2 separate regions of the Homo sapiens genome follow, and region 2 is linked to region 1. A link is a contact called in ENCODE Hi-C or POLR2A ChIA-PET data. All regions are on one chromosome and are shown on one strand. The core of a region is the stretch at or near the end of the contact, and the rest is flanking DNA. Distances in the headings are between cores, read along the strand shown. Region 1 holds the start of TMEM120B (transmembrane protein 120B). Region 2 holds the start of BCL7A (BAF chromatin remodeling complex subunit BCL7A).

Evidence for each region. Hi-C counts contacts between places; a loop is a spot of excess contacts on that map. ChIA-PET counts read pairs that join two places held with the same protein, here RNA polymerase II (POLR2A). Pooled maps may share reads with other maps.
Region 2: a loop to region 1 is called in a pooled map, with 4 times the contacts of the local background. The contact joins the promoter of BCL7A here to the promoter of TMEM120B in region 1. A Hi-C loop is called at or near these places in 1 of 168 maps with a recorded cell type or tissue (dorsolateral prefrontal cortex), 2 of 37 single-sample maps with no recorded cell type and 8 of 50 pooled maps. POLR2A ChIA-PET finds 5 or more read pairs at or near these places in 2 of 52 experiments (MCF 10A and PC-9).

What each region holds. Positions count from the first base shown.
Region 1 is chr12:121,710,976-121,714,457 of GRCh38, reverse strand. TMEM120B (transmembrane protein 120B) reads right to left here and starts at 1,706. Exons shown (of 12, transcript NM_001080825.2): 1 at 1,494-1,706. The coding sequence starts at 1,562. RefSeq lists silencers at 1,235-1,364, 1,545-1,594, 1,605-1,864.
Region 2 is chr12:122,020,166-122,023,647 of GRCh38, reverse strand. BCL7A (BAF chromatin remodeling complex subunit BCL7A) reads right to left here and starts at 1,764. Exons shown (of 6, transcript NM_001024808.3): 1 at 1,465-1,764. The coding sequence starts at 1,556. RefSeq lists silencers at 1,046-1,205, 1,356-1,675, 1,806-1,885 and an enhancer at 396-1,211.

The sequences.
Region 1 (3,482 bases), core at 457-2,956:
TAGTGAAACCCTATCTCTACTAAAACACAAAAAAATTAGCCGGGCACGGTGGCGCACACCCGTAATTCCAGCTACTCAGGAGGCTGAGGCAGAGAATGGCTCGAACCCGGGAGGCGGAGGCTGTAGTAAGCCGAGATCACGCCACTGCACTCCAGCCTGGGCGACAGTGAGACTCTGTCACAAAAACAAAACAAAACAAAACAAAACAAGAAGTGGCTGAGTCTTCTCCGTGGGAGTGGAGCCAAAACAGTCCCCTGAGAACCGGATGGGACCCAGGCCCTAGAAGAGAAGGCATCAACCTACACATGCTGGACAGGTCGAGATGTGTCTAGGTCCCTTCCCCTCTATTCATGCCTGAAAGGGCACCCCCATTCCTGCCCCGGCTCTCCAGCAACCCTCTGTCTATTGATCAGAATCTACAACCACGTGTCTAGAAAGACCCATCAGAGACACCCTTGGCAACCTCCTCTCCCCTCTGCACACTGTAGGAGGCCAACTGAACTGCAGACAAGAGGTACATGGACAGGGACAATGTCACTGCTCCAAATGAGAGGACTGGGGTGATAGTGTGCAATGTAATTTCAGGCAAAGCCAACCCCCCGAAAAACAATCCCGTGACTGGAGAGGGAACAGCCCTGTCTTCAAAAATAGTCACCGAGTCCCTCTTGGTCAACCCCAAGGTTTCCTGAGGCGTCTCTAGTCAACACGGTAGGTAGCTGGGGCCTCTCTGAACCTCTTAGCAGGAACAACTGCTGCCAGGACCGCTCCCCACACCCAGCAGCAATGCCATTCTCTCAGGGGACCCCCGCCTTACACCCGCCCTCACTCCACCCCGTGTAAGGCTCCGGGCCAGAAGGATAGAGCTGGGAGTTTCCCCTATCACTGGGTGAGGCTACTCAGCTGTCCGAACTGACAGATGCTCTCCACGCCAAAATCAGCCTGCAGCAGCGTCAGAGCCCCCAAAGACAGGAAATAGGGGTCCCTAATCCCCAAGCACAACCTAGAGGTTCAAGGTGAACAGCTCTTAAGTACACCTCCCAAAACAGAGCTGCAGGATAGTGCTGCCCCGCCAGAGCACGGGGTGGGAGCTGAGCTACCAAAAGCAGATGGGAGGGGGCGGGGTGAGATCTGGGGAGACCCTGCAGAGGTGGGGGCTGGGCTGTTCTCTTTGAACCACCCCCACAGATGAACACGCCTGGAACTTGCCTCAGAGGCCACAGACCAACTTTCTGCAGCGAAGGGGGTGCGTGGAGCAGAGAGCCAGTGGGAGGGCGGCGGAAGAGGGGGCTGCGACCCGGCGCCCCACGTGGACGAAGAGCTGAAGCGCCGGGTGATGGGAGGGGGCTGGTCCATGCCTCCCGTCCGCCCCCAGGGCCTCTCCGGGGCACTCCCTAGGCCCTGACTGTCCCCACCGCCCGGGCCGGGGGGCTCAGGAAGGGCAAGGCGCTGCACCGCGGGCAGCAGAGTTGCGGGACCAGGTGGCCTGGCCCTACCTGCAGTTCTTGAAATTCTCCCTCCAGCTCGTGCCATTCGCGCTCGCAACGCTCCAGCTGCCCGGACATGATGCGATGGTGCAAGGCGGCGGTGCCGGCGGCTGCTCCCGCAGCGCTGCCCGACCGGCCCCCCAGCGCCCCACGCCCGCGCGCTCGCCGACCGCCCTCGGAGGCACCAGCTGTTCCTGCGCAGCCAGAGCCACGCGCGCAACTGACGTCACGGCCCCGCCCCGGCGCCCGCCCCGCCCCACGCCTGGGAGGCGGGGCCGCGCGTGCGCATGTGCCCCGCCCCGCCCCGCGTGCGGCGTTCCGGACCGGGACATGGCAGGCTCGCAAGGTCTTTCGGGGTCTGTTGCGGCCCCCTTGGCAGTGCCTCTGCGCCTCCAGAATCTGTCTCTTCCAGGAAGAGTTGGGGGACTTGTCTGCAGGTTGCATTTGCAGAGATTATTTGACTTAGATTGTGTGTTTTGGGGGTGTCTAGAGTTTGGGGAAAGGAGATTTGGGGGAGGTGAAATGAAAGCTCACCGGCCCCTGGTCATTGCCTGACTTGAGCCCAGGCCAGCGCCCCGGAAGGCTGGCGCTGACATCGACCATCCAAAAAGGTCGGGGGCCGGGCGGCGCAGCGCAGAGAGGGCACGGTCATTTCACGTTGTCATTATTATGTGCTGCAGCTAATACATCCTAGATTCCTGCCCTCTAACGCTCTGGGTGACGTTCTTAACAGCTGTTTCTGTCGCTCAAGGGACAACCGCCTCCAAGCTGATTAAATCCAGTTCTGTCCCCTCCTCTGCCAAGTCCTGCAAGAACTGCCCCTGCCTAGCTTTCCAGTCCCTTCTATCTCACCGCCCTGGACTCGTACCCTCCAGCCATTGCTTTTTCTCTTCCTGACCTTGCATGGAACTTTCTTCCCTCTAAATCTTCATACGATGTGCCTTTTTTTCATCATTCAGGCCTCAGTTTCAAATGACACCTGTGTTACTTTACTTTTTTATCTTTCTTTTTTCTTCTATTTTTATGGGTGTTTTTTTTTTTTTCTGTCGCCTAGGCTGGAGTGCAGTGGTGTGATCTCAGCTCACTGCAACTTCCGCCTCCCGGAATCAAGTGCGTCTCATACCTCAGCCTCTGGAGTAGCCAGGTTATACCACATCCAGCTAATTTTTGTATTTTTAGTAGAGGCGGGGTTTTGCAGTGTTGGCCAGGCTGCTCTCGAACTCCTGACCTTAAGTAATCCGCCCGACTTGGCCTCCCAAAGTGCTAGGATTACAGGCATGAGCCACCGTGCCCGGCCCCCTGTGTTCGTTGCTAAAGCTGCCATAACCACAACCTGGGTAGTTTAAACAATAGAAATGTATTCTCACCAACGGGGGCAACATAAGGAGACCTTGTTTCTACAAAAAATTTACAGATTAGCTGGGTGTGGTGGCACGCGCCTGTGGTCCCAGCTACTCCGGAGGCTGAGGTCCAAGAATTCCTTGGGCCTGGGAGGTCAAGGCTGCAGTAAGCTATGATTGCACCACTGCACCCCAGCCTGGGTAACAGAGCGAGACCCAGTCTCATAAAGAAAGAAGGAGGCCGGGCGCGGTCGCTCACGCTTGTAATCCCAGCACTTTGGGAGGCTGAGGCAGGAGGATCACCTGAGGTTGGGAGTTCAAGACCAGCCTGACCAACATGGAGAAACCCCATCTCTACTAAAAACACACAAAAAAATTAGCCAGGTGTGGTGGCACATGCCTGTAATCCAGTTACTCAGGAGGCTGATGCAGGAGAATCACTTGAACCAGGGAGGTGGAGGTTGTGGTGAGCTGAGATCGTGCCATTGCACTCCAACCTAGGCAACAAGAGTGAAACTGAGTCTCAAAAAAAAGAGAGAGAGAGGAAGGAAGGGAGGGAAGGAAGGAAAGAAAAAAAGAAAAGAAAGAAATGTATTGTCTCACAGTTCTGGCATCTAGAAATCTGAGAGGAAGGTGTCAGCAAAGCAGTGCTCCCTCT
Region 2 (3,482 bases), core at 515-3,014, 310 kb before region 1:
AGCCTCCCCTTCTCACGGTTCTGAAAATTCTTTGTCCCACTGGAGCCAAACCCAGCCCACGGCCGGGCATCCGGCCATCGCAGCCAGCCCTTTCCATAGGAGGCCGGGGAGCACGTGGACTTTATTGATTTTCCTCTTGCCTTTTTTGTTGGGTTTGACTCAGAAAGGACAGCTAACTTGTGACACCGCCACACCGGAGGCTCGCCCCCAGTGGCTTTTAGAGACCGAGGCGCTACTCGAGAAACGACACCCCCAAACGTAAACATCCCCTGCCACAGGGCCTGCCCAGCTTCCAGGCTCGAAATAAAGGGTCGAGACGAGCCCGCGGGCGCTGACACTCAGAGCCAGCGTTGCGGCGGCTCCTCTCCCTCCGGGACCCCAGTGAAGGCGTGGGAAAAAAATAATAAAGTTGAAATCAGGCAGCGGGGAGTTTTCAACAACTCTGACCCAACCTGGCGATCTGCTTGCGCCTCGGGCCTGGCCCAGGGGCCGATTCCGAGCAGACCCCGACGAGGCCGCGGAAAGGTTCGATCCCCTTAATGTCGACCGGGCCACGCCGGGCGGACGCTAATGTGATCCCGAAAACCACGCGCGGCCGCCACCAAGTCCCCCTCTCCCCGGTGCAGAGAACAAAAACAACAGCTCCCTCCGCAAAACAAACACGAGCTCCCGGTGTGGAGAGGCAGCCGCGGCCCAGGACGAACGGCTTCTGGCCAAAAACATCGGCTGGCCCGAGCCCCCCGCCCGGGGCGCCGCGCAGAGCGGGGTGGGACGTGGGCGCCCCGCGCCCCTGGCCGCTGGCTCCCAGCGCTCGCCCCCATCTTTCCTGGTCGCCGAGAGCCCTCGCTCCAGGCAGCCCAAAGCGCTAAATTTAAACGGCTCGCGCTCTGCAAACTCCGCAGACTCGAGGGCGCCGGGCCCGGGAGGCGGGAGCGGGCGGCCGGGCGGGCCGGGGCTGGCGGAGGGCGGCGGGGCGCGGGCCGGGGTGCGCGGGGAGGAGACGGCGGCGGCGGCCCGCTCGGAGCCTGCACAATGGAGCTCGCGCTCTCCCCGCCGCCGCCGGCATCGCGGCCCCGGCGCGCGGGAAGCCGCTTTCATGTGACTTGCACAAAACGAAATGGCTTCTGGGGCCGGCCCCGAGCCCCCCTCCCGGGAGCCGAGCGCCGCGGCGGGGGCCGCCCCGCCGCTCCAACCGCCTGGCCCCGGCGCCCGCCGCCTCCGGGCCGCCGCGCCAGGTGGGCTACAGGCGCGAGCGCACCTGGGCAGCGGCCGCGGCCCCAGCCTGGCGCAGGTGACCCGGCTCGCGCGCCGCCCGCCCGTCCGCCCGCCCTCGCCAAGTCCCGGGGCCCGCGGCGGGGCTGGGCCGGGGCAGGCGGCCGGGGCGCTGCGCCCCGCGGCTCTCTGGAGCCGCGCTCGGGCTCGGGGCGGCCGGGGAGGCGGCTGGCGGCGGGCGCCTCCGCTTACCATTTGCGCACTTTCTCGATCGCCGCCATGACCCTCTTGATATCATCTTTGGCCCGGCTCCTCGTCTCGGCTCGAACCGACCTGCCCGACATGGTTCCGGCGGGGAGACGGAGGCTGGGGAGCGCGCCCGCCGGGTCCTGCTCGCGCTCCGCGGCGGCCACACTCGCGCCCGCCCGCCGCTCACTCACTCGCGCACAGACACTCGCACTCTCACACGCACACACTCACACACACACACACACACACACACACATACACACACACACAAAGCCCGGGGCCGCCGCGCGCCTGGCCCAGTGCGCAAGCGCCGGGCGGCAGCTGCACAGAGCAGGGGGAGCCGCGCCGCCGCCGCCGCCGGCAGTGCGGCCTCCGGGCGCCGCGGCCACCGGGCAGCGCCCCCGGGCCTCCTGCGCCCCCAGAGGGGACGCCCCGGACGCCCTCCTGGGGAGGTGGCGAAGGGCGCACGGCGACCCCCGGCTCTGGGCGCGCGGTGGGGGCGGGCGTGCGGACACGCGCGCTGACCCTTCCTCGGAGGCTGCAGGTGCCGAGGGGTCCATGGGAGACAGCCGGTCTGCGGGGCGCGGGGGGGTCGCGTTCCCCGGGAGCCAGCCCAGCTGCCCCTGCCCAGCCCCCAGAGCGCGGCGGCGGGTGCAGTCGTGCAAGTTTCTTGCGGGTCTCTTGACTTCTCCGAGTTGAAGGCACCGGTTCGGGACGCGAGGTGCTCTTGGAAAGAGTTGGGCATCGCGCATCTCTGCTGGCCCGCGGCCCTGTTCAAATGCGAGCTAGGACGTCGCCTGCCCCAGGCTTTGTCCTTTTGGAAAACTAGGGTTGTAGGAAGGTGCCTGGTGCCAGGCAGACCACCAGAGACTCTCGACCTTGAGTACTAAAGAGTTTTCTGCTCAGCAAAAGCTCAATGATGATCAGCATCGTAACAGGGACTCTTCCTCCCGCCCCCAGAAGTTCTCTTGTCATAAACAAGGCGAGGGGGTCTTCGCTGAGCTTCACCAGAGGACCACGATTTCACCTTAAGCCATTCCTGACTTCAGTACCAGACTGAGACCAGGCGCTGCTACTGCCCAAATGACCCCTGGTCCCATCTACAAGGAGCACTTTTGAGGCCTCAGAACAGAGCCCCGGGGAGAAATCTGCGATGATCAGGGTAACCTGGGTGCCGCATCTTGCTGTTCAGCTGCAGCGGAACCGGCCGGACCAGAGCTAATGCGCGCCCAGAATGAAGAGGGAGACCGAGAGTGGCCCAAATGTCAGCGCCCCGGGCCTGGAGATGACAGCCCGACAGCAGCCATTTCACAGCTGGGGAAACTGAGTCCTGGGAAAGTTTAAGGTTGCAGCCTTAAGTTGTTACTCATTCTAGACGTTTCCCCTGAGGGTTTGGTCTTTGGGGAACACGCTACTGTGGAAATGGAGAGACCGCAGGCCTTTTCCTAGGCATTTGTTTTTACTATTCTGAAACGCAGTCTCCTGACGTGAAAAATGAAGAAAAGAACAAATACTGGCCGGGCGCGGTGGCTCATGCCTGTAATACCAGCACTTTGGGAGGCCGAGGCGGGTGGATCACTTGAGGTTAAGAGTTCGATACCAGCCTGGCCAACATGGTGGGTGAAACCCCGTCTCTACTAAAAATACAAAAATTAGCCGGGCGCGGTGGTGGGCTCCTGTAATCGCAGCTACTCGGGAGTCTGAGGCAGGAGACTCGCTTGAACCTGGGAGACGGAGGTTGCAGTGAGCAGAGATCCAGCCACTGCACTCCAGCCTGGGAGACAGAGTGAGACCCTGTCTCAGAAAAAAAAAAAAGGCCGGGCGCGGTGGTTCATGCCTGTAATCCCAGCACTTTGGAGGCCGAAGTGGGCAGATCACGAGGTCAGGAGTTCGAGACCAGCCTGGCCAACATGGAGAAACCCTGTCTCTACTAAAAATACAAAAATTAGCTGGGCGTGGTGGTGCAGGCCTGTAATCTGAGCTACGCGGGAGGCTGAGGCAGGAAAATGCTTGAACCTGGG